Linked DNA regions of Mus musculus: all the other regions are linked to region 5. A link is a loop called in an ENCODE intact Hi-C map of the cell type or tissue named here. Cell type or tissue: heart. All regions are shown on one strand. Links, peaks and the distances in the headings refer to the core of each region. The heading gives the core; the rest is flanking DNA.

Region 1 (5,335 bases), core at 440-4,439, 190 kb before region 5:
AGCATCCATTTCTTAAAATGTAACAAGGGGGAGTAAATGAAAGGTCGAACCTCAAAACACAATGTGTCCTTCCCACTGGATCTAATGAAACTCTGACATATCACCTTGAGGTTTGAACTCAACTACCTAACAGAGATCATGGACAAGGTCTCATGTCTACACAGGAAAGATTAGCATGCAGGACTATGGGATAGGGAGTAATAGCGCTGGCAATAGTTATAATGACCATCAACATCCTGGATGCCACCTCTGCCCTCACACTAGTCCAACGCCTGCAGCTACATCTCAGAAACTGATTCAAAATGCAGGCAAAGGCCAAGAACTTGTTTCTCTCCATGATATATGGTTGCAGGGCTAGAATTCCAAGCCTTCCTGTGCAGCTGTAGGAGTGGAGAATGGTGCAGCATCTTTGGAGAGGTTGATACTGCAATCACACTGTAGGCAGGTACTCAGAGGAACAGGAAGCAAGGACATGACAGGTACTGCAGCCATCGTCCACCACGCTTTTCATAGTTGGCAAAGGGAATGTGACTCAGGTCCCAACAGATGCATGGAAGAGAAGAGCTTGCTCAGGCCATAAGTTATTACTACATTAGACAAATGATGGAGGTGACATTTCCTGTTTCCTTGTGTGTGAGACTGCCAATATGCTCACAGGTAAAGAAGTCAGACCCAGTAGGGCCGGTGTCATGTGACCCATAGATGTGTGATTGTTCAGAACAGGGGAATTCATTAATTGAAAGGGTGTTGTAATGGTTATATGGATCTTTGGGGAGCAGAGAGTGGGGGGTGACTCATCAATGGGTATGAAATCTGTACAGCAATGACTAACATGGCTTGAAATGAGACACTGGAAATCCATCCAGACAGGAATGAAATGTGGGTCCTAAAGGGAGGTTCTCTGAAATTTAAGTGTGTTAAAGGGCTGGGCAGCAGAGGAAAGCCCAGCTGCTGGTTGTGAAGTTTGTGTGTGGTGCTGGGACATGGGGACAATAATACAACATGATATGGGGACCAAACACCAAGCTTCACCAGATCCTCTATGTCACCATCAGTCCAGCTGCACTCCCTCCTTTCCACTTCATTGGTTTTCTCTTTCACTGTGAGCACAAGTAGAAGTTGCTTTACTAACATGTCATCCACTCCTCCTTTTGAGTCAAGGAGGAAATGAAATATCTGAGAGTGAGTTTAAGGTCAGTAGGGCAAGATAGTGAGGCACTGAGTCAAAAGGAAATGTAAGAAGAGGGCTGTGCACATGGATGCACACTTACACGTTCACAAACACACAGACACACATTATACACCTGCTCAGGAATGACTCAGTGGTAGGCTGTTTTCTGAGTATATGTCAGGCCCTGAGTACAAGCATATATATATTTGTGTGTGTGTGAGTGTGTGTAGGTATGGATTTTTATATAGACACACATATACATATGTTTGGGTAAATATGTATACATGAGTTTGTATATACATAGACACACATATATGTATGATATACATGTGTATATACATATGTTGAAAATGGACAAGTATGTTGATGTGTAAGGATGTTCAGGATCTTCTAGCTTTGCACAGATGTAATTTGCACATGGGGCACTTGGCCTTGAACTTGGGCTATTCGATTTGCTACAACCAGAACATAAAAGAAGAAACAAATATAGGATTGTCAAAGCAAACCCATCTGTTTCTCAGTTAAACAAATGAGGCTGCTGGGACTCAGGTAGACTGCGTAGGGCTGCTGGCAAGAATAGCAGGAAGAACAGGACACCTGACTCACACACTTCTCTCTGCCCTTAGTCAGCCAGGTCACTTTTATTGCATACCTAACCTGAACAGGCTGAGGAAGGACCAGGGATGAAATTGCTAAGGTTTATTCTCTTCTTTAAAGTACAAACTCATTTTTCTGCATCCAAGTGTCAGGTCCTACTGACTGGTATTCTTCATCATTACATTGATCTGTAACCCGCCATCATAGTGCTAAAAACACCAGAGCCCACGGGATGAGCCATCATAGTGTTAAAAACACCAGAGCCCACGGGATGAGCATGTAGGACATGTTTTAACAGCCATGGAGCTCCCTAGACATAAGGCATATCAGTCCCAGAAATGAGCAGCAGGCGTCTACCATGGGCTGTGCAGAAAGGTTTCGAACATCAGCTTTGCAAATGCCTTAAAGAGACAGACCGACTACTGCTCTGGTGGCAAGGTACAAAGGTTTACTGATTTCTTCAGCTTATAAGCATGGGTAGGATTTGCAATTTTTACTCAAACAATAACATCTTTGCTTAATTAAAATTAACACACAATATTTTCACTCTTGGTTTCAGTTTCTCATAATAAGAACTTCTTCAAAATAAGGAACTGTTTATCAACAGACCCAAGACATCCTCCTCAACGGATACATATTGACTCTTGGCTAGGAGCAGGAAATAACTTTGGCCCACAGAAAGTCATGTTTGGACATCCCTCCCTTCCAGGAGGGACAGCCCCTGAACTTTCCCCCAGTTAACTGCTGTGACCCTTTCAGGCCAGAACCAAAGGGAAGCCATTGTTCTCCTCATTCCACCCTTTTTTCTTTAACTAAATGAACATGGGAGGCAGATGACCCTTTTCCTCAGCAAGTTTTAACTTCTTCAATTCAATCAAGCTTTTATGAGTCTGTTGCATTGCCCCACGAATTAAATAGGGAAATAAACTATATCCAGTTATTAATAATCCTGCAATAATTATAACACCAATTACCCAATTTTTTAAAAGATGTAAAGAATGGAAAAGCAGATTTAAGAGCATCAACAAAGGTTTTAGTCTGTTCCATAATGTGAATATCAATTTTTGGAATGTTCATAATATCTTAAATATGTTCTTTTAATTCATTTAAATCAAGGGACGTATAAGAATTATCCCATACTCATTGTAAATGGTTTTGTATCTTATCCCATGAGCACTTACTATCATCATATGGAACTGGGGTAACACAAATAGTCTTAAATTCAGCATGACAAATTCTCTTATAGCCATAATCTGCAATCGACGACCCAATAAATCAATGAGAGAATTCACTCTCATTTCAATTTTTATCCCATTCTTTTTGAACATATAAGGCTTTAACCAAGCCATTAACATATGCTGCAGTGTGTATACTTTGCACTAAGGACACAGAAGCAGTTGCCATTACCGTCCTAGCAACTATCAAGGCAGCTATTCCTGCTATAATTATGCCTATGACCCTTTTAGATCGTAACAACAATTCTGTGGTTGCATGCTCAAGAATTGCTAGGGCTTTTTCATCATACCAATCCTTAGTCAAATTAACTGGTAAATAAACATAACCAGGTTGCTTAACAATCAAAAAATTACTTAAAGTAGAATTAACACAATTAGTTATTTGACAATTAGTACAATTAACAGTATTAATATCTATCAATAAATTCCCACTCAAAAAGGCCAATGGTTCTGGAACACACACACGTACAAAAACTTCAGTCTTATTTTGTTCGTCCTGAAATGCCGTGATGTTCCCGATAGGAATCCAGGTGCTGTTAATTCTTTTAACTCTTATCATCCCAAGGACTGCAATGGCTTTCCATAATGAAGAAAAATAAGTTTCATTATTTTTTGTACAAATCCCATAAACCAAATTAATAGGACAATGATTAATATAATCCAAAATATTCCAATCACACAAGGTGGTATTAGAGCAAACAGTCTCATTAGCATAGCAATATCTCCAAAAGGGAGAAAAACCCAATTTCGGGGGCAAAACAGTCCTGCATACAGGAATCCGTTGTGGAGGACGTCTGGGGCCTCTTCTAGGATCATTTAATATCGGATAATAAAGTCCAGGGCCCAATGTATGCCTGCATTAACATTATTGTCCCAATCATCTTGTATGTTAACTTGTTCACAATTTTCAGTCAAGTTCTCGCCAAAACACAACAAAGACCCTTCATATTTACCAGAAGAATTTAATAAGGCATGAAATTGTAATATATGACCATCAGAGTACTCTCCTAAATACTTGGTTTGATTGACATAAACAGGAATATCTACAGTTTCATCCCAAGTGACGGGATGAATTGTAGGTGGATTTGGAACATCCGCCCAATAAACTTATGCAGAGCAGCCTCAATGTAACATCCAGATAATGCTAATCAACAGGGCAATCTGCTGCATTCGATCCTGTGCTGTCATGGAAGTTATCATTCGAGGTTCCTGGCAGTGGCGTTGAAAGGAAAGAGAGACATCTGTCTTCTTAATTATCCATCTTGGTTTTCAGCATGGTGTACACACCGGGATGTCAACCCACAAGGGGAAGGTGCGTCTGTTGGGAAAACACAAACATACCCACAGCTCCATAAAAGTACAGGATCTGGGTCGTGTAATGAGCCGTCCATCTGATCTTTCCAATAGACTAAAGGTTTTGCTTTATCTTCGTGATGCCAATGCCTGTCAGCTGCAGACAACCCATCAGCATCCAAATTTTAAAAATGTAAAGTAAACAAGGTATGAGAAAGAAGAGATTTCGGGGTATCCTTAAATCCCCATGTCACCCTTTTTAATTTCTTCAAATGAGCCTTTAAAAGGCCATTCGCCTTCTCAACTATTCCCAGTCCCTGAGGATTATAAGGAATTCCTGTTTTCAAAACAATGGCAAATTTCATGCAAAACCTTTGGAAAGCTTTACTGGTATAGGCTGGTCCATTACCAGTCTTAATTACCTTTGGTATACCCAAAATAGAGAAACATGGCAATAAATATGTACAAACATGAGAAGCTGTTTCTCCTGTTAATGCATTAGCAACACAAAAATGAGAATAAGTACCAATAACTACATGAGCATAAGATAATTTACCCAATTGTGGAACATGTGTAACATCCATTTGCCACAAATCATTAGGCTGTAAACCTCTGGGATTTACACCATAATGAGATACAGGCAAGAATGGAGCGCAAGAAGAACATGGCTTCAAAATCGTTCTAGTTTGCTCCTTAGCAATCTTATGTAGGAGCCTTAAGGTATGAGTAGAAAGATGAATTTTATAGTGACCACATTTAGCCAAAACAATAGGATCCAAAACTAAAGCTTCTCCTACCAGAGCTTTGTCAGTACAATCATTGCCTGCAGTTAAAGGTATCAAAGCTTTATCAATACAATCATTGCCTGCAGTTAAAGGTATCAAAGCTTTATCAATACAATCATTGCCTACAGTTAAAGGTATCAAAGCTTTATCAATACAATCATTGCCTACAGTTAAAGGTCCGGGAAGATCAGAATGAGCTTTTATATGACCAATATAAATAGAATGTTTTCCAAGCAAGAATAGTGTTTGTGCCA
Region 2 (5,335 bases), core at 464-4,463, 71 kb before region 5:
GTAGACCTAAAGCTCACCAAGTTCTCATGATTCTGTCCAGGGCTCTGGGACAGAGTCTGCATATGGATCTCTATATACATCCTGTCATTCAAGCTCTGATTGGCTGTTCCAAAGTTGGCTTAGACAGCTACATTGACTATCTCTGTGATCCCACATGCACATAAGACTTTGGACTCTCAGTGTCGGGCTCTTGGGCCTCTTGGGAGCATCTGTGCATATTTCTGAACCTGGAATCTGCCTTTATTCTTCTTCCCTGGTGACTCCTCTTTATGTGTCTGTACCCCAAACCTAGGCATTGGCAAATACACAGAGTTCCAATACCAACTTTGAGCACATCTGCTTGCACAATCTTGATGGGACCATGCTGGCCTCTGGGCTAACCCTTGAGAATCAGGCCCAGGACTGAGAGGGGAACCTGTTGCTCTGAATGTCATTCCAGCATCTGAGAAGGCCTGGTGCCATGCTTTCTCAAGGTTATGCTTTCCCTCTGCAGGCTTTGCCACTCAGTGCCCCATGCAGGGTCCCCTGAGCCTGCCTACATCTGGCACAGTTAGAACCCAAACTCCTGCAGCTGCATGGGACTGAGGGTCAGACCAGCTCTTCTTCCCCTGGCACTCCACCTCAGCCACTCTCTAAGATCCCAGCTGACCAACCTCACATAAAAAATGAACACCACCAACCAAAATAGGAGACAGGAGGAAAGGATCGATAAACATTACCTGCACAGAAAGTGCCCAGGCAGTGTTCCCTCAACTCCTGTTGGAAGGGGTTGCCTCTAGTGACAACATAGTAGTCGAGATTGTCATGCATTCTGTGACTCCTTTTATGGCCCTTTGACCAATATACTATTAATAGTCCCTTCTGTGGAACAGGAAACTAAGGCAGAGGAAAACTGAGTTATTTCCACCATGACCACTCAAGTAGACATTTTGGCTTGTGGGATGCTCTTCCAAGTGTCCTGAGGACAGAGGAACAGTCTCCTCCAAGTTGTGACCCTGTTCATGAGGTGTCACTATGGAGGGCAGGTGGTTGATGAAACAGAGCTCTGATACTTCCCAGAGAAGAACCAAATGGTCCATGGATCAGGTGACATTTCTGCTGTCATGGATGCCAGGAGGATGTGAAAGTGCTCAGATAACCAGAGAGAATATTTTGGGCAGGGCAAAGAACAATGGAGCCATTTCTGAAGATCTGAGAAGAGGTGGATTTCTGGAACAACAGTGTAGCTGAATGATGGTGGAGTAGAAGATGTAGGAGTGACCACAGGTTGGCAAAGAGTATGGCTCTTTGAGGATATTAGAATAATCAGAGCCATAAAGAGCATAAGGAGGGGTTAGACAAAGTTTCTTACTTGGGAAAGGTACTCTATAAGGTTACAGAGAACTGAATTATGATAGATGAAGATTGCCATTGAGGGCAGTCTCCAGGAACATCAGGATACAACTGGAGAGAAGAGTGGATTATTCAGCTCAAGGGATGAGCTTGCCTGCTGTCTTGATAAAAGAGGACAGGTCAAGGTACATTTGGGTTGGGGCAAGTGCTGTTCCTCGAGAATCCTCTGGACCTGGAAACACAGCCAGTGGTGTACATGGAGAAGTTCAGCTGTACATTCAGATTGAAACTTGCTTGAGTCTTAGGGCTCTGGCAAAGACCCATTGAGCAGTGGATAAGAAGTCAACAGAAATTAGAGCCTGGTGGGTCACACTCGGACCCCAGTTCCCAGTGAGCAATCAGGTACCCTTCCCTGATAGCCATGAGATGAGAGAAGGACTCATCTATTGAAACAATCAAATGGCCCAACAGTTTTCCCAATGTGTCTGTTAGGCATTGCCCTGAGACTGGGACACCACATGTACTCTGTGTGTATTGACAATCCCCAGCTATATCCCTCCATCCTTCCTGGATTCAACCCAGGTGTCTAAGGAGCTTAGTGCTGAATGCACCTCCTTCTGTTGGTGAGCTTATTCTGGAACTTGTGGTCAACTCCGAGTCCATCTCTTCTGCAGTCTAGGACCTAGATGTCAGGGTTTTCTTTCCCTCATTCCTTGGGCAATGAGGGTTTCTCCTCTCTTATTCTTCAATTATTGCCTGTGTGATGAACCCTCTAAAGGGAGCGACCCAGTGTATAATTGAGGGAACAGACTGTGGTCAGGAAGATATGTGCCTGAAAGTACTGCCATTCCCTTAGGTTGAAACCCTAGGAACTTCCTGTATTGCTCACTGGTTTCTCCATGATGAACATCGATCTATTTTATACTAATTCAACAGTGGGAAGGTGCTGAGAGCCTCCTGGATCAGAGAGAGTGATGGTGGAGGCACAGAATAGGACTCTGGTGTGGCTTTGAAGTCTGAGGGTCTCTGGTAATTCTAACTCTCTAACTGTATTGAAATGCTGGTGACAACATCTAAAAAACCATAAAACGTTCTTTGCTCTTTCTGAGGGTAAAAAAGCTGCAGACTTAGGTGATTAACAACTGAAGCCACAACAAACCCAAATTTATGGGACACAATGAAAGCATTCCTAAGGAGAAAAACTCATAGCTCTGACTGCCATCAAAAAGAAACTAGAGAGAGCATATGCTAGCAGCTTGACAGCACACCTAAAAGCTCTAGAACAAAAGGAAACAAATTCACCCAAGAGGAGTAGGCAGCAGGAAATAATCAAACTCAGGGCTGAAATCAACCAAGTGGAAATAAAAAGAACTATACAAAGGATCAACCAAATCAGGAGCTGGTTTTTTGTTTTGTTTTGTTTTGTTTTGTTTTGTTTTGTTTTGTTTTGTTTTGTTTTTCACAAAATCAACAAGATAGATAAACCCAGAGCCAGACTAACTAGAGGGCACAGAGACAGTATCCTACTTAACAAAATCAGAAATTAAAAGGGAGACATAACAACTGAACATGAGGAAATCCAAAACATCATCAGATCCTACTAAGAAATGCTATACTCAACAAAACTGGAAAACCTGGATGAAATGGACAATTTCCTAGACCGATACAAGGTACCAAAGTTAAATAAGGAACAGATTAATGATCTAAACAGTCCCATTTCCCCTAAAGAAATAAAAGTAGTCTTTAATAGTCTCCCAACCAAAAAAGTCCAGGACAAGATGGGTTTAGTGCAGAGTTCTATCAGACCTTCAATGAAGACCAAATTCCAATTCAACTCAAACTATTCCACAAAATAGAAACAGAAGGTACTCTACCCAACTCATTCTATGAAGTCACAATTACTCTGATACCTAAAACACATTAAGACCCAACAAAGAAAGAGAACTTCAGACCAATTTCCCTTATGAATATCGATGCAAAAATACTCAATAAAATCCTTGCAAACCAGATCCAAGGACACATCAAAACGATCAACCATCATGATCAAGTAGGCTTTATCCTACTTGAAGGATGGTTAAATATACAGAAATCCATTAACATAATCCACTATATATACAAACTGAAAGACAAAAACATATGATCATCTCATTAGATGCTGAGAAAGCATTTCACAAAATCCAACACCCTTTCATGATAAAAGTCTCTGAAAATCAGAAATTCAAGGCATATACCTAAACATAATAAAAGCAATATACAGCAAACCAGTAACCAACTTCAAACTAAATGGAAAGAAACAAGAAGCAATCCCACTAAAATCAGGGACTAGACAAGGCTGCGCACTTTCTCCTTACCTATTCAATATAGTACTCAAAGTCCTAGCCAGAGCAATTTGACAACAAAAAGAGATCAAGGGGACACAAATTGGAAAGGAAGAAGACAAAATATCACTATTTGCAGATGATATGATAGGATAGTTAAGTGACCCTAAAAATTCCACCAGAGAACTCCTAAACCGGATAAACAGCTTCAGTGCAGTAGCTGCATATAAAATTAACTCGAACAAATCAGTGGCCTTTCTTGACACAAAAGATAAACAGGCTGAGAAAGAAATTAGGGAAACAACACCCTTCACAATAGTCACAAATAATATAAAATACCTTGGTGTGACTCTAACTAAGGGAGTGAAAGATCTGTATGACAAGAACTTCAATTCTCTGAAGAAAGAAATTAAAGAAGATCTCAGAAGATGGAAAGATCTCCCATGCTCATGGATTGGCAGGATCAACATTGTAAAAATGGCTATCTTGCCAAAAGCAATCTACAGATTCAATGCAATCCCCATCAAAATTCCAACTCAATTCTTCAACGAATTAGAAGGAGCAATTTGCAAATTCATCTGGAATAACAAAAAACCTAGGATAGCAAAAAGTCTTCTCAAAAATAAAAGAACCTCTGGTGGAATCACCATGCCTGACCTAAAGCTTTACTACAGAGCAATTGTGATAAAAACTGCATGGTACTGGTATAGAGACAGACAAGTAGACCAATGGAATAGAATTGAAGACCCAGAAATGAACCCACACACCTATGGTCACTTGATCTTCGACAAGGGAGCTAAAACCATCCAGTGGAAGAAAGACAGCATTTTCAACAATTGGTGCTGGCACAACTGGTTGTTATCATGTAGAAGAATGCGAATCGATCCATACTTAACTCCTTGTACTAAGGTGAAATCTAAGTGGATCAAGGAACTTCACATAAAACCAGAGACACTGAAACTTATAGAGGAGAAAGTGGGGAAAAGCCTTGAAGATATGGACACAGGGGAAAAATTTCTGAACAGAACAGCAATGGCTTGTGCTGTAAGATCGAGAATTGACAAATGGGACCTAATGAAACTCCAAAGTTTCTGCAAGGCAAAAGACACCGTCAATAAGACAAAAAGACCACCAACAGATTGGGAAAGGATCTTTACCTATCCTAAATCAGATAGGGGACTAATATCCAACATATATAAAGAATTCAAGAAGGTGGACTTCAGAAAATCGAATAACCCCATTAAAAAAATGGGGCTCAGAACTGAACAAAGAATTCTCACCTGAGGAATACCGAATGGCAGAGAAGCACCTGAAAAAATGTTCAACATCCTTAATCATCAGGGAAATGCAAATCAAAACAACCCTGAGATTCCACCTCACACCAGTCAGAATGGCTAAGATCAAAAATTCAGGTGACAGCAGATGCTGGCGATTATGTGGAGAAAGAGGAACACTCCTCCATTGTTGGTGGGATTGCAGGCTTGTACAACCACTCTGGAAATCAGTCTGGCAGTTCCTCAGAAAATTGGACATAGTACTACCGGAGGATCCAGCAATACCTCTCCTGGGCATATATCCAGAAGATGCTGGACACATGCTCCACTATGTTCATAGCAGCCTTATTTATAATAGCCAGAAGCTGGAAAGAACCCAGATGCCCCTCAACAGAGGAATGGATACAGAAA
Region 3 (5,335 bases), core at 692-4,691, 170 kb before region 5:
GAAGGAGGAAGAGGAGGAAGAGGAGGCAGTGTTTGTAGTCCGGTAACCAAAAAGTGTATTTTGCCCAGTGAAAAGAACAATGGAGGCATTTCTTAGACTCCGAGATGAAGCATATTTTAGAAAAGTGCAGAACATACACTAGATGGTAAATCCATTTCTTAAAATGTAACAAGGGGAAGAAAGTGAGGGGTGAAAGCTCAAAAATCACAATGTGTCTTTCCCACTGGATATAATGAAACTCAGACATATAGTCACTTTGACATTTTAACCCAACTACCTGAGAGAGATCACTGACAAGGTCCCAGGTTTACTCATGAAAGATTAGCAAACAGCATTATGGGATAGGGAATAATAGTGCTGGCAATAGTTATAATGACCATCAACATCCTGGATGCCACTTCCACCCTCACACTATCCCAACCCCTGCAGCTACATCTCAGAAACTGATGCAAAATGCAGGCATAGGATGAGAACTTGTTTCATGTCATGTGTGGTTGCAGGGCTTGAATTCCAAGCCTTCCTTTGCAGCAGTAGGAATGGAGAATGGTGCAGCATCTTTGAAGAGGTTGATACAGCAATCACACTGTAGGCAGGTGCTCAGAGGAACAGGAAGCAAGGACCTGACAGGCACAGCAGCCAGCGTCCACCATGCTTCTCATAGTTGGCAAAGGGCTTGTGAATTAAGGGTCCCCCAACAGACGCAAGAAAGAGCAGAGCTCACTCAGGCCACACACTATTACTGAATTAGACAAACATGGGAGGTGCCACTTCCTGCTGCCCTGTATGTGAGCTTGACAGTATTTTCACAGGGAAACAAACCCATAAGTAGGGCCTGTGTCCTGTGAGCTACAGACAGGTGGTATTCAGAAGAGGGAAATATATGAATATAAAGGGTGCTCTAATGGTTGTGTAGAGCTATGGGGACCTGGGGGCATGACACATCAATGTTTATGAAGTCTGTAAAACAGTGACTAACATGGCTTGAAATGAGATACTGAAAATTCTGGCCAAGCAGAAATGGAATGTGAGTCCTCAGGGAAGGTTCTCTGAGCTTTAAGGTTGTGAAATGGATGGGCAGCAGACAGAAGGCCCAGCTGCTGGATGTGAAGTTTGTATGGTGTTGCAACATGGGGACAATAATTCAACATGCTATGGGGTTCAAATACTATGTTCCACCAGAATTTTGGGAGTAGGGACATGAGATCCTCTATGTCACCATCAGGCCTGCTGAGGAGGACTGGTCCATCTGCAGTCCCTCCTTTCCACTTCACTGGCTTTGCCCTTTTACTGTGAGCACAAATAGAAGTTGCTTTACTAACATGTCATTTACTCCTCCTTTTGAACCGAGGAGAAAAATGAAATATCTGAGAGTGAATTTAAGGTCAGTCGGGCAAGATAGTGAGGCACTTAGTGAAAACAAAACTGTAAGAAGAGGGCTGTGCCCTCCTTAGAATTGGGAACAAAACACCCATGGAAGGAATTACAAAGACAAAGTTTGGAGCTGAGATGAAAGGATGGACCATGTAGAGACTGCCATATCCAGGGATCCACCCCATAATCAGCCTCCAAACGCTGACACCATTGCATACACTAGCAAGATTTTATCGAAAGGACCCAGATGTAGCTGTCTCTTGTGAGACTATGCCGGGGCCTAGCAAACACAGAAGTGGATGCTCACAGTCAGCTAATGGATGGATCACAGGGCTCCCAATGGAGGAGCTAGAGAAAGTACCCAAGGAGCTAAAGGGATCTGCAACCCTATAGGTGGAACAACATTATGAACTAACCAGTACCCCGGAGCTCTTGACTCTAGCTGCATATGTATCAAAAGATGGCCTAATCGGCCATCACTGGAAAGAGAGGCCCATTGGACACGCAAACTTTATATGCCCCAGTACAGGGGAACGCCAGGGCCAAAAAGGGGGAGTGGGTGGGTAGGGGAGTGGGGGTGGGTGGGTATGGGGGACTTTTGGTATAGCATTGGAAATGTAAATGAGCTAAATACCTAATAAAAAATGGAAAAAAAGAGAAAAAAAACAAAACAAAAAAAAACAAAAAAAAAGAAGAGGGCTGTGCACATGGATGCACACATGCACGTTCACTAACACACAGACACGTAGGCTGTTTTCTGAGTATATGTCAGGCTCTGAGTTCAAAAATATGTATACGTGTGTGTGTGTGTGTGTGTGTGTGTGTGTGTGTGTGTGTGTGTGTGTTTGTGTGTGTGTAGGTGAGTAGGTATGTGTTTACATATAGCCATACACTACATATACTTCTGTGAATGTGTGTATATGAGTGTGTTTATATATAGACACACATATATGTATGATAGAAACGTATATACATAAGTAGAAAATGGACAAATATGTCGATGGGTGTAAGGACGGTCAGATTCTTCCAGTTTGTGCAGGTGTAATTTAAAAATGGAGCATTTGGCCTTGAACTTGAGTCATTCAAATTGCTACAACCAGAATATAAAAGAAGAAATAAATATAGGATTGTCATAGCAAACCCACATGTTTCCCAGGGAAATGACTGAGGCTGCTGGGACTCAGGTAGACTGCCTAGGGCTGCTGGCAGGAAGAGAAGGAAGAACAGGACACCTGTCTCACACACTTCTCTCTACACTTAGTCAGCCAGGTCACTTTTATTCCATCCCTGACCTGAGCAGGATGAGGAAGGACCAGGGATGCAGTTGCTAAGGTTTATCCTCTTCCTTAAAGTACAAACTCATTTTTCTGCATCCCAATGTCAGATCCTAATGACTGGTATTCTCTGTAATTACATTGAAATGTAATCCACCATCATAGCGGTAAAAGCACAAGAGCCCATGGGATGAGCAGGTAAGACATGCTTTAACAGCCATGCAGCTCCCTAGACACAAGGCATGTCAGTTCCAGGGATGTGCAGCAGGGGTCCACAATGTGCTGTGCAGAAAGAGAAACCAGAAGAAAGTAGCATTCTGCATTTTCTACTGGCTCAGGATGCATGTTTCACTAACTGTGACTTTCATGTCATCCTGGAGCACAGAGAAGGCAGGAGGGGAAACTGGGGCTCAAGAGTGTATTAAACAGCAGATGAGTTGTTGTTTTGACCCTCACCCTGAACAGTAACCCTGTCCAAAAGTGCCCTGTTCCAAAGCTGTCACCTGAAAGGGCAGCTTTCTCTGCTGTTCTCTGCTGAAAGGGCTGCTGTTCTCTGAATACTTGTGCTGGGGACTCTGAGCCATGTGCAGCCTCCACTCAACCCCTGTACAAGCAGAAGTCCAGCTTCCCATGGCCTCCCGGTGGACAAACCTCTGGGTCAGGGCCATGCTGGCCAATTGAGTCTTTTTAGCTCCTTGGAACGTTCATCAAATACACTCACTTTGAGGGAATGTGGGTCCACAGATGGCCAGCTAGCTGATTAGGACACAGTCCAACACAACGCAAACTCCTGTACACACACCCACACACCCACACACACACACACACAAACACACCATACCAAAACTACACATGCTCTCCAGCAGCAGACCAAAGGGAATAGAAGGAGGGAACAATGATGCAGGCTTCCCCACTGCTGAGAACCTCCAGCATGAGCCCACACTTGCTGAAGCACCTCTCTTTCATTTCCTTTACACTTCTCAGTAGAGAGGATTCTCCTCAGGTCAACCTGCCTGCTGGAGCTCCTGCCTGCCTCTGGTCTCTTCTCTCAAGTTACCTGCATTTGCATTAACCTCTCAGAGCTCTGATCATCCCTCTGCCACCTCCAATACTAGTTGGGCAGTGTCTGTCAAGATGTTACCAGGAAGATGCAGGCTACCATGCCTCCTGCCCTGACTGTTGATGCTCCATTTAAGGAGGGGCTCAGTGGGGGTGCTGAGCAGCTTTTCATTAGTTCAGTGCACAGGGCAGGTTCAGCTCAAGTTTAGAGATTTGGGGACCATGAAGTATGTATTATCCACAACCAAATCCCTTACCAAAAAGTCACAGTGAATAAAAAGAACTAAGGACTGGATATGAATCTAGACTTCAGATTGTCTGTCATGAACGTGACAATGCAGCAGGTACCACACCATGACAATCTCCATGTATCTGCCTTTACCTCTGAGACTCAAGTCTCAAGGCCAGCAGCAATGGCCCATTGCCTATCCTGTCCATACAAGACAGACCTTTATGCAGAAAGGCATAAATGAATAAATGCATGAATGTGTGAATGAATTCATAAACATGTATATGAGGAGATTATGAAAGTTAATGTAGTGAAAATGAAGCGTATGCCTTAAAAGCAAGTCAGGACAACCACTGAGGCAGATGGTCATGCACAGATGGGAACAGACCTGTCCTTTTGATGGAGGAAACTGAGATAACATGAGGCTTCCAAGTAACCTCAGCTTTTAGGACCTGAGCTTCTCTTTGCTCCTCCTACACCGAAATAAACTGAAGTTCAGAAAGTGACAGACTGCCCAAGGTCACATGGAAGAATGATATCAGGGAACATGTTGGTATGACAGCAAATTCTGGCAATAAATAAGCCAATCGCATATGAACCACTACTGCAGGGGAATTACATTATGAGAGTGGGAGATGGATATGGGTAAAGGAAGTGACCGTCATCTGAGGCAAGGGCATGGATATCTAGAATAAGATACACAAAGTTGGGTGCATGAACCAGCTGGGACATCTGCAACCACTCAGTGCCAATCATGGGACACAAGATGTCCATGAAGCAGGAGAGTACCTCCCTGTGGACTTACCTTCCCCCAGGGAAAGCATGACCAACACAATACAGCATTCCAGAAGCATATAGGAAAACAACCAGGGAGACAGCAGGAGCAGAAGAATGCATGGGTGTTCCATAGAGGTAGAACTTAGCACAAGATAAGGTGATAATGAGCCTCTGTCAGGACCTGCCATGCTCCAATCTCTCTACAGAACTGAAATTGCCAACAGCCAGTCAGTCTCTGCAGACAAAGACTCCTCCACTGCCAGTCACAGGCAGCTTCCCTTCAGAAGTCAGATAGACAACAGTGCAAAGCATGTCTCTATTATTTTATGTACCAATTTTATCATTACAGGCCACTTATATAGAAGCAGGCTAAAGCCTGTCAGCATTTTGGAATGTGTTTATTAATGTACAAGCTTCCCTATAGAAATGTGCCAGCATGGGTATAGAATTGTTTTCTCTTTGAAGTGACTTAGACAGTCCAAGACAAATGTTAGCTTTATCCCTCCTGGGGACATGTGGTCTGTGCAGGCAAGCTATAAATCCCCATCCCACAGTCTCCTTTGAACAATTAGAGACACAGAAGTCACACCACTTCATCCTATTGGTATGCTATTTAGGACAGTTA
Region 4 (5,335 bases), core at 543-4,542, 350 kb before region 5:
ACCACCCTATAGCTGTCTTCTCTGAGTTCAAGGTCCCCTTTCTGGAAGGACAATAGCCATATTATCTAGCCATACTAGATTAGGCTCCATCTTATCACCTTGTGATAATTTTCCTGTGCAAAGACAATATTTCAAAATAGGATCCCATCCTGAGGGGCTGGTATATAGGTTAAGACTTCAGCATACCTCGTGTGTGTGTGCGTGTGTGTGTGTGTGTGTGTGCGTGTGCGTGTGTGTAGGGGGTTGCATATCTCCCTCCTAAGACCTACCATGCCTTTACATTCACCTTAATCATATCTCAGTATTCTATTCTTCCAAAGAGCCATCTCCTCTCTGTCCTCATATCTTCAGCAACCACTTAGAATGAAAACGTGGCTCCTGAGAGGGAGCTCATCTCATAAGACTCCTAAGAGTCGCAGGTCCTTACCTAAGCAATGAAGGCAGCAAAGAATGAGTGGGTAGGAGATGCTCCTTAGTGGGGCTGCCTACAAGTTGGACAGGAAGTCCAGGGATGTGTCTTCATAAGTTGTCATCCATACTGGGGTGAGCTTTTTGCTGGTACAGCTGGCTCTAGTCAGACCTGGAGACCCTTGAGGAGCAGAAGAAGGGAATTCAGCCAGGGAAAAAAATCTGGGAGATCCAGTTCCCAAAAGGGCCAGGGTTGGGATCTTGGCTAGGAATTAAGTACTATTTTGTTGCTATTGTTCTTTGATGCAGGGTTTGTTGTGAAGCCCAGGCTGGCCTGGAACTCTCTATGCTCCTGTCTTGGCTTCCAAGTGGAGAACCTGCCAGTGTGTGCTCCGATGGTCACTCAGCACTGTTGAGAATGTTAATTTTGTGTGTGGTGTACATTATAAGCACTCTTCTGAGGTTTTAAATGAGCAAATATTGTCAAAAGTAAGCCAGTCAGCCATTTGATTGACAGCTGATAGACCCTTCCCAGCTTGCAGCTGTTCTCACTGGGGATGGGAGGAGCTATGTTTTTCCTCTCCAATGACTCAGCAGAAAGCCTGTGATTGGCACTGATGAGAAACTCGACAGTGCATATCATCTAAGCTGCGGTTGAATTGGAAGCTATGTGCCAGGGATCCACACGCCCTTTTCTGGCTCTGCATGCAGACTGGTTTTCAGTAGTTGAGGGTCAATATGAGAGGTTTCTTTTCAGTGGCTGTTCCCTGGTGTGGTAGCGTTGGGTCTCAAATAAAGGTTTCTCTACACATCTTTTACTGTCGGCTTGCAGTCTTCATCACAGCCAAGTGGGCTGGGCTGCTTCATGAAGAGCAAAGCCTTCTGGGAAGTTGACCAACAGAGCAGCAGGGAGAAGGCAATTGAAGAGTCAGCAACTGTGCAGTTGCGACCAAGACGCTTCAGAAGATGAAGCTGTGGGAACCACCAATAGTTAGTTAAGGGCTCAGAATCCTGACAGGCAAGGCTCAGGCTAGCACTAGTTCCTTGGGGATGAGTCACTAACACTAACCCTCTGACACGAGTGCCTCTTCTGTCTGGATACATACACTACCAGATTGGGGCTGTGATTCACAATGACTCTTTGTTGCAACATTTTTCTCTAGAAAACTTAAGCCCAAACAAAGCTTGTTTTTATCCAGTGAAGAATGTAACAGAAGGCAGCCCGAGCTACCACTGACAAGATTCTCTCAGCTTCAGAGATCCAGAGAGTGAACCAAACCTCAGAGATGCTGGCCTTCAGTCACTGGCTGGCAGAAGCCCCCCTGCCCCATAGTTCCTACCATGGCCATCCTAGCCAGCAGCCACAGAAGGGCTCTCAGCATTGAACTCTGGAGCAGCTGGGCCTGAGGACCCTGAGAGTGAAAGAAACCAGACTTTGCCAGCCATAGCCATGATCGGCTATAGCCCATGGTGACACTGGACCAGGTCTATGGGTTGATTAAGAACATGTGCAGGTTTTGGTGTGCTTTCTCTCTCCATTTCCAGGTCTGACAGCTCTCTACTGATTGCCCCTCTTCTATGCATAATTTGCATGTACTCATGTACACACACACACATGTATAAATGTACGAGAGAGGGGGAGGGGGAGGGGAAGGAGAAGGGGAGTGGAAGGGGAAGGAGGAGGGGGAGGGAGAGAGAGAGGGAGAGAGGAAGAGGGGGAGAGGGAGAGAGGGGGAGGGGAAAGAGGGGGCGAGAGGGAGAGGGGGAGAGAGGGAGAAGGGGAGAGGGAAGGGGAGTAGGGGAGAGAGGGAGAGGGGGAGAGAGGGAGAAGGGGAGGGGGAAAGGGGAGAGGGAGAATCAGTTAAGGCCCAGCTGACTCTGTATAACTGGGTATATGTGTGATTGGAGTCTGGCTCCAGTCAGACTGAGGCTAAGGCCTAGCCAACAGGGATCTTCGGAAGCGGAAACCTAAAGACTTGAAAAGCATAGTAAAAGAAGAAGGAGGAGAGAAAGAAGGGAGCCCTCAAGCCCCCACGGAAACAACCAGACCTGCCGCTCTAGCATTCAGGACCTGGCAGGGGTGGGAGACCCCGCTTCTTTCTGCAGGGACCCATTCTGTACAGGATTGATCTGCCTGAGGCTTACCCAGGAGGCCAGCCAAGAGTTTCAGAATGAGAGCATTTGCCCACAGGGTTTGGCGAGTACTTTGTGCCCGCTCTCGCCTTCTGTGGCGATCTATACTTTTATGTTTACATAGCTTCATAGATTCGCCTTCTGTGGTGATTCAAAAAGGCAGTGTTTGTCATTGTCTCTGGCCGCTGAACACTCAGTTTCCAGTAGGTGGCGCTGTTTGTTGGGGGTTTGATGAAGCAGCCATGCTGGAAGTCTGTCTCTGAGGGAGGCTTCTCTCCAATCCCAGGTCACTTTCTTTGCGTCATGCTTGTGGTTGAAGGTATAATCTATCAGTTTCCTGTTCCTGCTGCCACACTTCCCTGCCATAATGAACCCTTATGCCCCTGGAACCTTAAGCCAACATAAATTCCTTCTTATGTAAAATGTCTTGGTTATGGAATTTTATTATGGCATCAGAAAAATACTGAATATCCCCTTGCTGATTTTGTCTTTACTATCTATTCACTTTATTCTCAGAGGGAGGGTAAAATCACACTCAAGCTAAGGATTGACCATCTCATCGGGGACTGTCTGCTACTCCAGCAACTGTGCCTCTCTTAGAAACCCCCCCCCCACACACACACACACACACAGAGAGAGAGAGAGAGAGAGAGAGAGAGAGAGAGAGAGAGAGAGAGAGAGAGAGAGCATTGTATGGGGACACTGGCACTCTCTCATCAAAGCTGAGCATCCCCAAACTAGGATAGGTTGCTGGCATGGCATATAGTCAAGCGAAGACTAACAGAGACTCATGTCAGAATATAGCAGTGTAGCTTCAAATGACACAAATGGAGTGGAATAGTACCGCCTCCACACAGTTCTTTATCATTACACTGTAACATGTTGCTTTGCACCACATGGTGGGACTCGTGGTTACGAGTATGTAGCAGAGGATGGCCTAGTTGATCATCAATGGGAGGAGAGTCCCGTGGTCCTGTGAAGGTTCTATGCCTCAGGATAGGGGAATGCCAGGGGAAAGAATTGGGAGTGGGTTGGTTGGGGACCAGGGGGAGGGGATAGGGGATTTTCGGAGGGGAAACTAGGAAAGGGGCTAACATTTGAAATGTAAATAAAGAAGGTAGCTAGTTAAAAAAAAAAAAGAAGGAGAAGAAGAAGTTTAAATCAGGAAGTGGCTCTCCCAGTCAGTCTTTCTGACACCCAGGTCACCGTTTTCTGACACTCGCAGTGTCTTGGCCTAGGTTCCACAATGAAACAATTCAGAGACGTGTGATTTATTAGAAAGGTCCCCACTCTCCAATCTGTCCCTTCCAGTATTCTGGTCATCTGCTCCAGAATCTGAAAAGCAGCTGCGTTTTCCACTCTCAGTTTTTATCTATGGCAAGCATTACTAGACAACCCCAGAGTAGCCAGAGCTAGACATTACTAGACAACCCCAGAGTAGCCAGAGCTCCAGGCAGTCATCCAAACAGCCAGTCAGAAGACTGTAGCTGGGGAGACAAACGTGCTACTGTCTGCCTCAGGGTTTGTTTCATCATCCAATCGGTAGACTATGGCATCTCTTTCTGCCCCAGGAAAGTGGGTTCTGAGATTCTGAGCTCAGGCTTTGTGGTGGAAAACAGCCCACACTCCTCTGGTGTCGCCACCTGCCAGCAGAGTGTCCCCCACACCCTTCTTGTCTCTAAGGAGGAAGCTCTGGGTCTAGCCTTTGAGAGCCATTATACAATTTTAAAAGGACTAACAGTGAATCCCTTATCCGTACTGTCATCTCTTCTTCCCTGTGGTATGAGTTTAAATAGAGTTTTTCTTTCTTTCTTCCTCCCTCCCTCTCTTCCTCCTTCCCTCCTTCCCTCCTTCCCCCCTCTTTCTTTCTTTCTTTCTTTCTTTCTTTCTTTCTTTCTTTCTTTCTTTCTTTCTTTCTTTCTTTCTTTCTTTCTTTCTTCCTTCCTTCCTTCCTTCCTTCCTTCCTTCCTTCCTTCCTTCCTTCCTTCCTTCCTTCCTTCCTTCCTTCCTTCCTTTCTTTCTTTCTTTCTTTCTTTCTTTCTTTCTTTCTTTCTTTCTTTCTTTCTTTCTTTCTTTCTTTCTTTTTCTTCCCAAGACAGATTTTCCCTGTATAACCCTGGCTGTTCTGAAACTTTCCCTGTAGACCAAGCTGCTGGCCTCAAACTGAAAGATCCCCTTCTGCAGTGCTGGGATCAAAGCTGTATACCACTCTGCCTGGCTTGATTAGAGTTTCTTGCTGAGCAAGGGCAAGAGGTCTTTGCTGGAACCAAGGGCAACTTACCAGTGACTACATCACTGAAGAAAATGGCACCCCTTCTCCTCATAACTGTTAATTTATGATTCCTCATGCCTTCTTCTCAATCCATGATGAGCTGTTGGGGCCCAATCTTATAGAGATCTGCAGACAGCCACACGAGTTATGGACGTGATGGCTATGCTATGTCAGGGAGACTTCTTTTTGCGGCCTGTCCCTCTGTCCCCCGGGTCTTACATACTGCCCACTGTCTCTTCCTCGGGGCTGCCTGACTCTGGGAGAGGGTGATGGATGTCTTATTACTGATGATGACCATAGGTTACAGTTCTCCATCAAGTGCTTCCTGCTGAAGTAAGGAGGTTCTCTGGTGAAGACTATGCTCTGCACTAATCTGTGCTCATAAACACGGTGTCTGGAGGGCAGTTTGATAACACGACCACTAAGTAAAACGATGGTAGCAGGTTCCCCTACAGAGCCCATGACTTCCCAGACGAAGGCTTTTGACCATGTTCATTAATGACATATTAAGTTCATTAATGA
Region 5 (5,335 bases), core at 934-4,933:
TCCAGAACAGGAGGATTCGTGAGTATAAAGGATGTTCTAACGGTTGTCAGGAGCTAAGGGGAGGAGGGAGGGGATGACTCATCAATGGGCATGCAATCTGTTGAGCAGTGACTAACATAGCTTAAAACTAGACACTGGAAAACCTTCCTAGGCAGGAATGAAATGTGAGACCTGAGGGAGGTTCTCTGAGCTTTAAGGATGTGAAAGGGCTGGGCAGCAGAGGAAAGGCCCAGCTGCAGGGGAACTTTTGTCAAAGATGGAGTCGCAGACACCAGGCTCTGCCCAGAGTCTGTGGGGGTGGGGAGTAGAGCTCCTCTCTGTCACCTCCAGGCCTGCTGAGGAGGACTTGGCCAGCTGCAATCCCTCCTTGCCACTTCCCTGGCTTTGTCCTTTCACAGCGAGGAGAAATAGAAGCACATTTTAGTATCCTTTGGAACATTCCACCTTCTGGGGCCAAGGAGGAAAAATCTGACAGGGAGTTTAAGGTCAGTAGGGCAACCTAGTGAGGCGCTGCAGCAAAACAAAAATGTAAGAAGAGGGTTGTGCACACGTGTACACACATACACATTCACAAACACACAGACACACATTACACACCTGCTCAGGAATGACTCAGTGCTAGGGCATTTTCTATGTACCAGGTTCTGAGTTCAAATTCCAGTGTTCTCCCCAAAAGAAAAACCCATCTATGAAGACTGTGGATGTAATTAGTGACAGTTTTACTGTGGTCCAGGGTCACCATTTTGGCTTTTCTGTCACTGACAAGCAGCTTGAGGGATTTTATTGTTTGAGGAAAGGGCTGTGTATAGACACCTAACCCACCCAGCTCCCTTCATCTGACAGCTGTGCCACACTGAGAGCTCCCAGAACTATATGGGGGAGAAGAGGAAAAAAATTCTTGTTTGTTTGTTTGTTTGTTTGTTTGTTTGTTTGGATTTTGGGAACCTTTTGTTGTTGTTGGTGGTGGTGGTGGTTGTTGTTGTTGTTGTTGTTGTTGTTGTTGTTGTTGTTGTTTGAGACATGGTTTCTCTGCATAACTCTGGCTGTCCTGGAACTCACTCTGTAAACCAGGCTGGCTTCAAAGAGATGCCTCTGCCTCTGCCTCTGCCTCTGCCTCTGCCTCTGCCTCTGCCTCTGCCTCTGCCTCTGCCTCTGCCTCTGCCTCTGCCTCTGCCTCTGCCTCTGCCTCTGCCTCTGCCTCTGCCTCTGCCTCTGCCTCTGCCTCTGCCTCTGCCTCTGCCTCTGCCTCTGCCTCTGCCTCTGCCTCTGCCTCTGCCTCTGCCTCTGCCTCTGCCTCTGCCACGAGACTTGGGATTAAAGGCATATACCATCATTGATCAGCTTTGAGAAATTCTTAAAAAACAAGAATATGTAGCATTCTCTTCAACACCTTCCAGAGGGGTAAAGAGGTAGAAAGACATCGTTTTATATGAGAGGCAACAACTGTGCATATGTACATATCATGCAATGTACATGTGTACATATTATATGTCATATGCACATATCACATCATATGAGGCAAATAAAATGATAGCAAGATGGTGGGGAAAGACACATGGCTCTCAGATTTTTCTCTGCACTTAGTCAGCCAGGGCACTTTTGCTCCATCCCTGCCCCAAGTCAGCTGAGGAAGGACCAGGGATGCGGTTGCTAAGGTTTATCCTTTTCCTCAAAGTACATAGTCACTTTTCTGCATCTGAGTGTCAAGTCCTACTGACTGGTCCTTTTCCATCATTAGGTTGATATGTAACCTTTATTATAGTGTTAAAAGCACCAGAGATGGCACGGGTGAGCAGATGGGACATATTTTTAACAGTCACAGAGTTGCACAGAGACAAGAGCCGGGACTCAGGCAGCTCTGTCCCAGGTTGACCACAGAATTTCTGATGTCATGGACTTTTGTCCCAATGGTGGCTCTCCCAGGCCTGCTCTGCCCTGCCACAAACGTCTCTGTGAGCACCATAGAGTTTGCCTTCAGCCACTATAGGAAGTTGGTTCTTCCTACCCCAGGAAAAAACATTTTCTTCTTTCTGACCAGCATTTCCCTGGCTTTGACCACATGTTCCCTGAAGACCCAAGCAGCCAGAAGAGCCCAGCTCCACGTTGTCCTGGGCTCCAACCTCTCCGTGGTCCAGGCTGGATATATGATCTGCTGGTCCAGCTGCCAGTACAGAACTCCCCATTATTTTTAATGCTGGTTCATTAGCCTATGGGACCCACTCAAGAGACACTTGTCACCACATACATCCAGGAGCAGACCCAGGAGAGCTTGGGGTCCTCAGCCAGGAAACCCCAGCAGTTCTGGTGAATCACATTTTCTCTGTCTGCACCCCAAGTCTCACTGCCTGCCATAAACGGAGGTTCCTGTGCGGACAGACAACAAGAGGGCATTCGGTAAACGCAGTGTTTGTGCGCTCGAAACTCCTGCTTGAATGCTTCTGGTGCCAGGGAACTCGTTACCTACCCTTTTTAAATGCCACTTGTTGAGTTTGGTTGCAAAGAAAGAATTTCCTACCTTTAGTGTGCGCTGCTGGGGGTTTGAAAGGCAGGCCCTAACCTGTCCTGGGTGACTCTGATTCAAGGTCTGGGGAAGTTTCAGACCCAACCCTTTGCACTGGAAGATCTCCAGTCCCTCACAGGAGTGAACGTTCCGGGGGCGGGGCGGGGAGGGGGGGAGCTATGATCTTAGCTTTGAGTAGTCCTGTAGGCAACCCCAGGATTCCTGGGGTTACAGAGCGTGAACTCCGTGCTTCAGAAGGTCTGGGAGAAGGGTCTTGAATAGAGACCTGGGGTAGGGCACTGCGGGGGGGGGGGGGGCGGGGCGGGGGAAGCTTTCTTTCTATGAAGCAAGCTGTTTTCAAGCGTGCCTGGCTGGGAATGAACAGCTAGCCTTGCTCACCCCCTAGTGGCCATTTGGGAGAAGGCAGGGGCGGGTGTGAGTTTTCTCTGGTTTTCTCCCTTCCGGCTGGAAAGTCATATTATTTGTGCAGCAGTGGTGGGTCTCAGTCATTCATGTTCTGGCTGTCTTCAACCCTGCCCCCCTAATAAGGCAGTACACCACACAGCAGGGTAGGCAGAGACTGGTGTTCCCAACTCACAGAGGAAAAATTAGATCTTGTAGGTTTTGAGACAGGGCCGTGAGATGCAACCGAGGCTGCTCCCAAACTCTCCATCTGCCTGAGTCTGCCCTCCAGAGCTGTGTGATAGATGCAAGCCCCCATGCCCAGAGAGAAAACAAGCGTGTGTGTGTGTACATGCACCTGTCACCGCACATATGTGGAAATCAGAGGACAGCTTTTGAGCGCCAATTCTCACCACCCACCCTGTTACATAGGGTCTCTTGTTACTGCCTCCCCACCCAGAATTCCAGGCATGCTCCCAGTGGCAGCACAGGCCACAAAGAGCATCAGTCCTAGGCAGGGCTCTTTAGTGCTCTGCCTGCTCCTGGTCCCTGGAGGACTGGTGGTCCTCTCGGGCTCACTTTTTTCAGGGACTGTCAGTCATTCAGATGTCCATAGGTCAGAACACTGAGCATAGACACAGCTTTGCTCCTCTCTGCCACCTACTGGCACACGTGGGACATAGCAGCCACACCTGCATCACTTCTAGGAGCCACATTTTCTTAAGCATCTATTCCTTAAGTTTCTTTACAGCTTTCTGCCAGTTACAAAAGTCCAATTCTCCAAGCTAGCATTCTCATTTTGCCCTCTTTGTAGCATCCTGACCCCTCCTCTGCCTGGCCCTGACCCCTATTTCCCTTGAAATGCTGCACTGACTCCATAGGTATCCTGCAAGCCCAGGATCTTTTACCTTCCCAGCCTTGGCTCAGGCTGTTTCAAACAGCCCGTAATGTCCTCCCCTTTCTTTAAATATGCAAATTCATCACACCCTTCAAGGTCCTGTGCTAATGTGTATTGCCTTCCACTGTGCTGTTCTCTGTCACCCCTGCACCGCATGCAGAAATGAGTTCCTTGGGTAAAAATCCCTTTAATGTTGACTCTTCTCTATCAAATCATGAACTCCATGGAAGTCACTGCAATGTCACCTCATGGTCCCTGCTGTACCTGGCACAGTGGATTATAAGAATGTATGCTCTAAAAACATGCACTGAACACATCCTTGAATATGAATGGGCGATGGGAGGGATGAAAATCAATTATCAAAATAAAGTGATTGATACTTCACAAACTTCCTGTGGAACTTGCTCAAAGATGATTTGATTAAACATCTCTGGGGTGGGACTGAGGACTTGTGTTTCCCACAAGGCCTCAGTGATACTGAGGTTTCTGGTGAGTTAACCATGTTTTGTGTGGCAGATACTGGGTGTTCTTGTCACCATCACCTCAAAAGGGATGACACCTATGTTACTGGCTCCATCCTCCAATCCATTTGTGGAGCTGATTAAACTTTTTGAAGATTCCTATTTGAAGTCTTCAAACTTTGCTTTGGCATCACCGGTCAATTATCATGTAAGATAAAATAAGGATGAAGATAAAAACAACTCACAAGACTCAGAATGTTACTGAAACTTACAAGGTTCACAAGACCACCTGCATAAATAGTCATAGATCCTGGAGTGAGTCTTTCCCACTGGCCAAGATGTTGTTTAGGAAGCTCTAGAAATACTGTTTTCATGACTTACCACCTGTGTTCTGGTAAACTCTCTGGCAAAGTCACCCATGTGCCTGTAAGTAACCCCTCACTCATGTTCCTACAAATTGCCCCCAATAAATTCACTTGCTCACTAAACTAAACTTGAGTGGTGGTTTTCCTTTGATCCGTGATCATGGCCCTATCTAGACTGAATAAGTATTTGCTCATATCTCCCCTGGAAAAGTTAGACAACACAGTTATTTCCTGAATAGAGGCCAACAGAACCACAGATGTGTTAGGGAAAACTAACAGCACAGTGTCTACCATGTGTGCTGAGACAAGCACCTAAGGCCGATCCATATGAGAGAGGAGTGTTCAGGGAAAGCCCAAAATGACTACCTGTCCCCACTCACGCCCCACATCATCTGGGACATGATAGGACACACAACCAAGGATGAGTCATCTAAGAATGGGACTATCTACCTGTGGGGAGAATCCCAGGGTGAGCATCTTCCTTTTTGTGGTACAGAGTGGTGTGCTTGCTTAATGAGTGGGGCCCACTGGGTGACGATGGAGATACCTTGAAAATGGTGGAAGGTCTAGAGCTCTCTGAGAGCAACAGTCTTGCAGATGGATTGTCAATGAGCTGTCCCTGCAGTTGCATGGCCACTGCTGTGTGTACATAGGGCTGAGGCCAGGACAGCTGCTTGGAGGGAACTTTCCTGTTCGTGGGAGGAACTAC
Region 6 (5,335 bases), core at 419-4,418, 420 kb before region 5:
TGATAAGCAAAGGAACCCCGTTTCTTTCCTGCACACTCTGTCTCCTGCCTAGAATGACATTCCCGCCCCTTCTACTTCTCAGACAGACGCCAGCGCCTACTTCAGAAAACCACCCCCTATGTCTATCTCTGCCCCGGGCTGTGTCACTTCCTCTGGGCATGCTTGTAACACAGTGTGTCATCACACTCTTCTCAAGCTGGCTTGCAGAATGCTTTTGGTCTGTGGGATCTTTGTGGCAATAACCCACACAACTGGTGCTGGTGTCTGTTGTGTTGGCACAGGGCAGGCACATGGGTGTGCTGCAGATACACACATTTGCTACACAGAAACTCACTTCGTCACATTGATGACCAATTGGCAACGAAGAGATTCTGGAAGAGGAGGTGACATGTGACCCAGCTGAGTATCCACTGCTGAGAGTACCAGGCAGGGTCACACAGATGGCCTTATTTAAACTCCATGAAAGATGAAACAAAACAAAAACTAGTAATTATGGAGAAATACTTGTAAGGAAGAAAAGGGGCTGCGAGAGGGCAGGGGGGAGTAACCAGAATGCATTGCATACATGGATAAAGTTGTCTAAGAACAGACCTTATTAATAGTAAAAGAGACCCCCATTCTCTGTCAGTATGGTATGGCTAACCACAACAGCAGAGAAAGGAATTGTGATGAATAGGCCAGTTGTGAACAAGTGGCTTATGATTTTCAACACTGGCCACCCCACACGTTAGGTCCTGGGCCACATGCCTGCTTCATGTTATCACGCCAATCTTAGAAGCTATCACAAAGCAAGTGATGTTGCCATTATATGTGGGCTCCTTCAGGCTGCAGAGAAGAGGTGTGCTATCACCTGGAAGCAAGCTCACACCATTGAGCAGGCTCTTCTGTAGCCCATTCTTAGCTTCAGGAAGGATGGCAGATGGTGGGTATCAGGTGTCATGGGTGTCTCTGAGAATGGGAGTGTAGGGAGGTGGGTGGAAGACATTCTGCATAGATGCCCACCGTTCTCCACAGCTCCCAGCTTAGCAGAACCATCCTTGCTCCCCATCTTCTAGACAAAAGCCTCCGTAAGAGCACCAGTACATGGGCAGTGCTCCCTGAGCACCGGTGATCTGGGACAAGTCTTCCTCAGCATTCTCAGTGTGCTTGCTCACTGGGCAACTTGATGACGTGGGGCCGGGTGGGGTGGGGTGTGGGCTCTTAAGAGTGGGGACAAAGCACATGGAGATTAAACAGAGTCCTAAAGGATGCACAGTCGGGATGGGGCAGGGCTGCCTTTCCATTCTGTCTCAAAGAGTCTGAACTGTAGCCCTTTTCCCTGAGCTTGGTCCCTTCTGCCTCTTGCCTGCATGCTGGGCACCTATCTTGCTCATGAGTTCCCCAATGTCAGACCCCAGAAGCAGCTCTTACCGGTGTCTTGTGCCCTGTGGGACAGAGACACAAGTTGAAGCCATAACGGTGCACTCGGTGGTCTTCCCAATGCTGGTACTTACACAAGTGCTTTCAGCCCATGTGAGCAGCCTCTGTCTCAGCAAGTGTTAGCTCGTCCCTTCTTCCTCCTACCTCACTGTAAACTCCACAATGTGGGAGTGATTCTTGACCACACCCCAGCCTCAGGACTGCTTCTGCCCATAGTAGGTACTCAGTTCAGTTCAAGGCCTGCAGACTGATTCAACATCCACTTAGAAGTTCTGAATGCCCAGAGCCCTAGCCAGGGTACCCCGCATGGTTTACAATATTTAAAATATTCCTACACAGACAGGAATGGGCAGCCATTGTTTTATTTACATTCTAAGCTGCTTTGGTAGCGGCCACGGAGCCAGCTCAGCTCTGCATCGTGAAGGCTGCTTAACACTGAAGAGCCCATGTTCTGCACACCCTGCTCAAGCAGAATATACAGGAAGTGGGGACATCAAATGGTTTAAACAAAAAAGGACGGCTCATTGAGGAGATGTCTGATGTGTAGGACATAGAGCTTGGTTAGAATAATAGTTACTCGTCTTGTGGTCCTGGCCAATAAACAACCTGGAAAAACCAGCATAAGAAAGGAAAGGTCTGTTCGGTGTAATGGATCAAGGGTACAGTGCAGAGAAGTTTCGGTGGCTGGAGCTTGAGGCAGTGGGTCGCACTGCATCCGTAGACACAAAGAAGAGAGTAACGAATGCTCTCTGTAGAGCTGACAGTCAATCCTGACCATCACAACTAGAAACGTTGGACAAGTGACTCTGGAACTGTAGGAACAGCCCAGAGCCTGGTACTCTGGGTTCAGTACTGGGAATCTATAGTTTGACTGTTCACTGAGATGCCTTTTGGAGATGATGTCATCCTGATTTCTATTAGCTCTATCTTCCTTTAGAATACCTGTTAGTCAAATTTGGTAGGACAGTCATGCCAAGCTTAGTCATTCTTGATGTTCTGTTACTGATGATTTTGAACTCATGGACCAGCCCATGGGGACAAGGTTTTCCGATTCACACCTCACATACATTCAAGCCTCCCAACCTGCACTTTGCTTGCTTCCCAGCAGAGGGCGCCGAAACCCAACTTTCTTCTGTAAGCCTGCATACATCTCTCTGGTTTGATATCTCTCTCTCTCTCTCTCTCTCTCTCTCTCTCTCTCTCTCTCTCTCTCTCTCTCTCTCTCTCTCTCTCTCTCTCTCTCTCTCTCTCTCTCTCTCTCTTTCTCTCTCTCTCTCTCTAGATATAGATATAGATGATATAGATGTAGATGTAGATATAGATATATTCTTTTCTATGTAACAGCCTGGAAAATCCAGCATTGGGATGCAGGGCGGGGGAAGGGGGGAGATGGGGGACACCAGTGCCTTCAGAAAAAGAACCTGAGCTTTGCTAAAGGTTGCAGGGGACATGCCAGTGCTGTGAAATGAAGTGGCCAGGAGCCCACACAGGACACCTGGCAGTGGGGGCGGGGCTGTGAAGGCAGGGAGCTGCCTCTGCCTCCAGGGCCCAGGGGGCATTCAGTGTGGCTTTCAGGATATGCCAAGCTGTTGTCAATATAAACAGCCACAGTCAGGGTGTCTTGGGGCCAGAAAGGTGGCCACATTGGAGAGGTCTTTACAACCCATTCTGCACTGACACTTGATATGTTCCTGCTTAAGAAACCCAGTGAGGTTCCCATTCCCATCCCTTGCCTGGCCTAGGCGGCTTCCCAGGCAGTGTGTGTTCCTGTGTCACCCTCTCTCCATTTACCTGCACGCCCATAACACACAATGCTCCAGTCGTAGGGCCTTCCCACTGCCCCTCCCATGCCTCTCCTATGAGTGTCCCCACTATCCTACACAGCTTTTATGACACTTACCCTAATTTGTTACAACCTCTTTGTGCACATTTCCTCGATATTGAATGTGCTCTCTCTCTCCCTCTCCCTCTCCCTCTCCCTCTCCCTCTCTCTCTTGCTCTCTCTCTCTCTCTCCCTCTCCCTCTCCCTCTCCCTCTCCTAGACCCAGCATGCCAGGAGCCATTGAAGAGCTCAACTGAGCAAATGAGAGTATGAATCCACCACATACCTACCGCAATGTCACCACTGAATGTCACCCAGCCACTCAGAAGTGGGCAATCCCTCGTTTTCAGCTTAGGGCCCTGGTGATGGGGGAGGAAGGGGGGGGTCTGTTACCACTGAGTCCACATTTCAGGTTTATTGAATGCAGTGCTGGGAGCCAGCCATAAAAGCAAAGGTACTGAGTCCTGTGTGTCATCATTTCTAAGAGCTCCCTGGAACTCTTAGAATGGAGCCCTGCCTGACCTGCCACATTCCAGGAAAAGGCTTTATGGGAAAACAGGTGGGAGGGGCCACTGGCAGGGTGACCAGGCCCTGCTGTCTCTTCTATGATTGGGCCCCATTGTGCTAATCCTTAGGGACAACAGGCTCCTGTTGGAGTCAAGGGGGCCTCAAGCAAGGAAGCGAGACTTGATGTCACCCTGCAATCGTCTTCCAACACACACCTATTTCTTGCGCATGATCAGTGTGAGACCAGCCAACAGTTCATCTCCAACCTACATCTTCCTGGGGTTTTCAACTTTCCCTAGAAAGAGAACAGATTCTGTGTTTTTATCTAGAAGTAGAATCAGGAAGGGTTCCTTGAAGGCAATGATAGAAGACGGGGTGTCCCTTGAGCGGACTATAAGTTTGGTGGTGGTGGCTGCCGCGGCTTCTGTCCCCTCCTCGCTGACGTCCAGCACAGCCTTGTGAGCAGCCTGTAAATGGGAGGACAGGTGTCAGCGGATCCCAGAGAAACTGTGTCCTGAGCCTTCTGCTACCAAAGGCTGATGCTGTTTTCTCTTCTAGGGAAGAGGCTCTCAGACTGTGACAATGGCCAAGATACACCATGGGCTGGGAACTGCCTTGAGGACAGCTTTTCAGGTGCATAGGAGTGTTCTCAGTGGGTAAAGCTCTATTGGGCTCATTATGTCCCATGGGGGACCTCTCAGTCTTTTTTTCCCTGGGACCAATGACAAAAATGTCCTCAGAACAATATCTGACCACCATTGTCAAATTAACACATAAGTAAACATATAAATTAACCAGATAAAAAACCTGACGAGTATGGACTTGGATGTGGATAGAAGCTAGACAGACAACCCATTAAATGAAGAGACTTTCTGTGCGGCATGAGGACATGGGACACCGATTAGACTACCAGGCTAAGCGATTTCAGATGCAACAATTGCTGTATCACGCGGGAATTGAATTCAATAATTTCTCACGAGGACCAAAATATCTGGCTTTTAGCTCCTTCCCTCCCCCTTTAGGACAAAAGCCACATCCGCAGGTCCAAAAGACACCTGAGCAGCAGCTGCCTAACAGCTGTTTGGGAATTCAATGATGGTGGGGAAGGAAGAGATGTTAGATGCCTATCTGTTCTTCCAATTCAGGCATGTGGCAACTGTGTTGCTTGCTAGGAACAGACCTGCTTTTAAAAGAAGCACAGATTATTTTCTTGAAGGGATATTATGTGGGTCTGTGAGTCAGGTGGCCCAGGCCTGGCAGCCACAAGACTTGGCCTTTCCTTTGGCTGTTAAACACCTCACCCTCTCCAGACTGTGATCTTCGCAGTAAGATGGGAGTCCTTTTTTAGTTGTGCCTTCTGGTGTGGACTTTCTCGCACACATCTCCATCAGTTTACCTTAGAAACCTGCAGGAAGTGTGTCTTTGTAATTCCGGAGAAGTCAGCGTTTGAGTTAAAGGCATCGCGGATTCCCATCTTGGGGAGGATGGTTTCCAGGTTGTAGGAAGCAGAGATGGAAAATTTTGGAATGAACACCTTGATCCATCTATGGAGAATAAAAAGGGAAGAGACAAGGTTAGGATATCCCC

What was found. Peaks named below come from ENCODE experiments on the same cell type or tissue, not always from the same donor. Only the 100,000 strongest peaks of a DNase experiment are listed, where the experiment ranks them.
Region 1: a loop joins it to region 5, with 2.4 times the contacts of the local background. A loop is called at or near these places in 8 of 42 quality-filtered maps.
Region 2: it touches region 5 in a loop (2.3-fold over the local background); 13 of 42 quality-filtered maps call a loop at or near these places.
Region 3: it touches region 5 in a loop (2.7-fold over the local background); 13 of 42 quality-filtered maps call a loop at or near these places.
Region 4: it touches region 5 in a loop (7-fold over the local background); 36 of 42 quality-filtered maps call a loop at or near these places.
Region 6: a loop joins it to region 5, with 8 times the contacts of the local background. A loop is called at or near these places in 39 of 42 quality-filtered maps.

Annotation. Positions count from the first base shown.
Region 1 is chr12:104,222,664-104,227,998 of GRCm38, forward strand. No RefSeq gene overlaps it. Among named protein-coding and RNA genes, the nearest start is that of Serpina3f, 11 kb to the left of the region's middle. In heart, for the core only: no CTCF peak of the experiment used is centred there; a DNase peak (open chromatin) is centred at 2,488.
Region 2 is chr12:104,345,418-104,350,752 of GRCm38, forward strand. Serpina3k (serine (or cysteine) peptidase inhibitor, clade A, member 3K) reads left to right here. Exons shown (of 5, transcript NM_011458.2): 5 at 1-322. The coding sequence ends at 4. Among named protein-coding and RNA genes, the nearest start is that of Serpina3k, 9.6 kb to the left of the region's middle. In heart, for the core only: no CTCF peak of the experiment used is centred there; no DNase peak of the experiment used is centred there.
Region 3 is chr12:104,242,380-104,247,714 of GRCm38, forward strand. No RefSeq gene overlaps it. Among named protein-coding and RNA genes, the nearest start is that of Serpina3g, 8.9 kb to the left of the region's middle. In heart, for the core only: a CTCF peak has its summit at 2,909; DNase peaks (open chromatin) are centred at 1,082 and 3,322; H3K27me3 peaks cover 371 bases.
Region 4 is chr12:104,063,709-104,069,043 of GRCm38, forward strand. No RefSeq gene overlaps it. Among named protein-coding and RNA genes, the nearest start is that of Serpina12, 22 kb to the left of the region's middle. In heart, for the core only: a CTCF peak has its summit at 2,740 (motif pointing right); DNase peaks (open chromatin) are centred at 2,733 and 3,993; H3K27me3 peaks cover 373 bases.
Region 5 is chr12:104,415,785-104,421,119 of GRCm38, forward strand. Gm24334 (a small nucleolar RNA gene) reads right to left here and starts at 3,616; the gene lies at 3,489-3,616. In heart, for the core only: CTCF peaks have their summits at 2,932 (motif pointing left) and 3,583 (motif pointing left); no DNase peak of the experiment used is centred there; H3K4me3 peaks cover 440 bases; H3K27ac peaks cover 257 bases; H3K27me3 peaks cover 695 bases.
Region 6 is chr12:103,992,977-103,998,311 of GRCm38, forward strand. It overlaps Serpina9 (serine (or cysteine) peptidase inhibitor, clade A (alpha-1 antiproteinase, antitrypsin), member 9), which reads right to left. Exons shown (of 5, transcript NM_001361910.1): 4 at 5,145-5,292; 5 at 3,639-4,215. The coding sequence ends at 4,015. Among named protein-coding and RNA genes, the nearest start is that of Serpina11, 5.7 kb to the left of the region's middle. In heart, for the core only: a CTCF peak has its summit at 2,498 (motif pointing right); no DNase peak of the experiment used is centred there; H3K27me3 peaks cover 3,358 bases.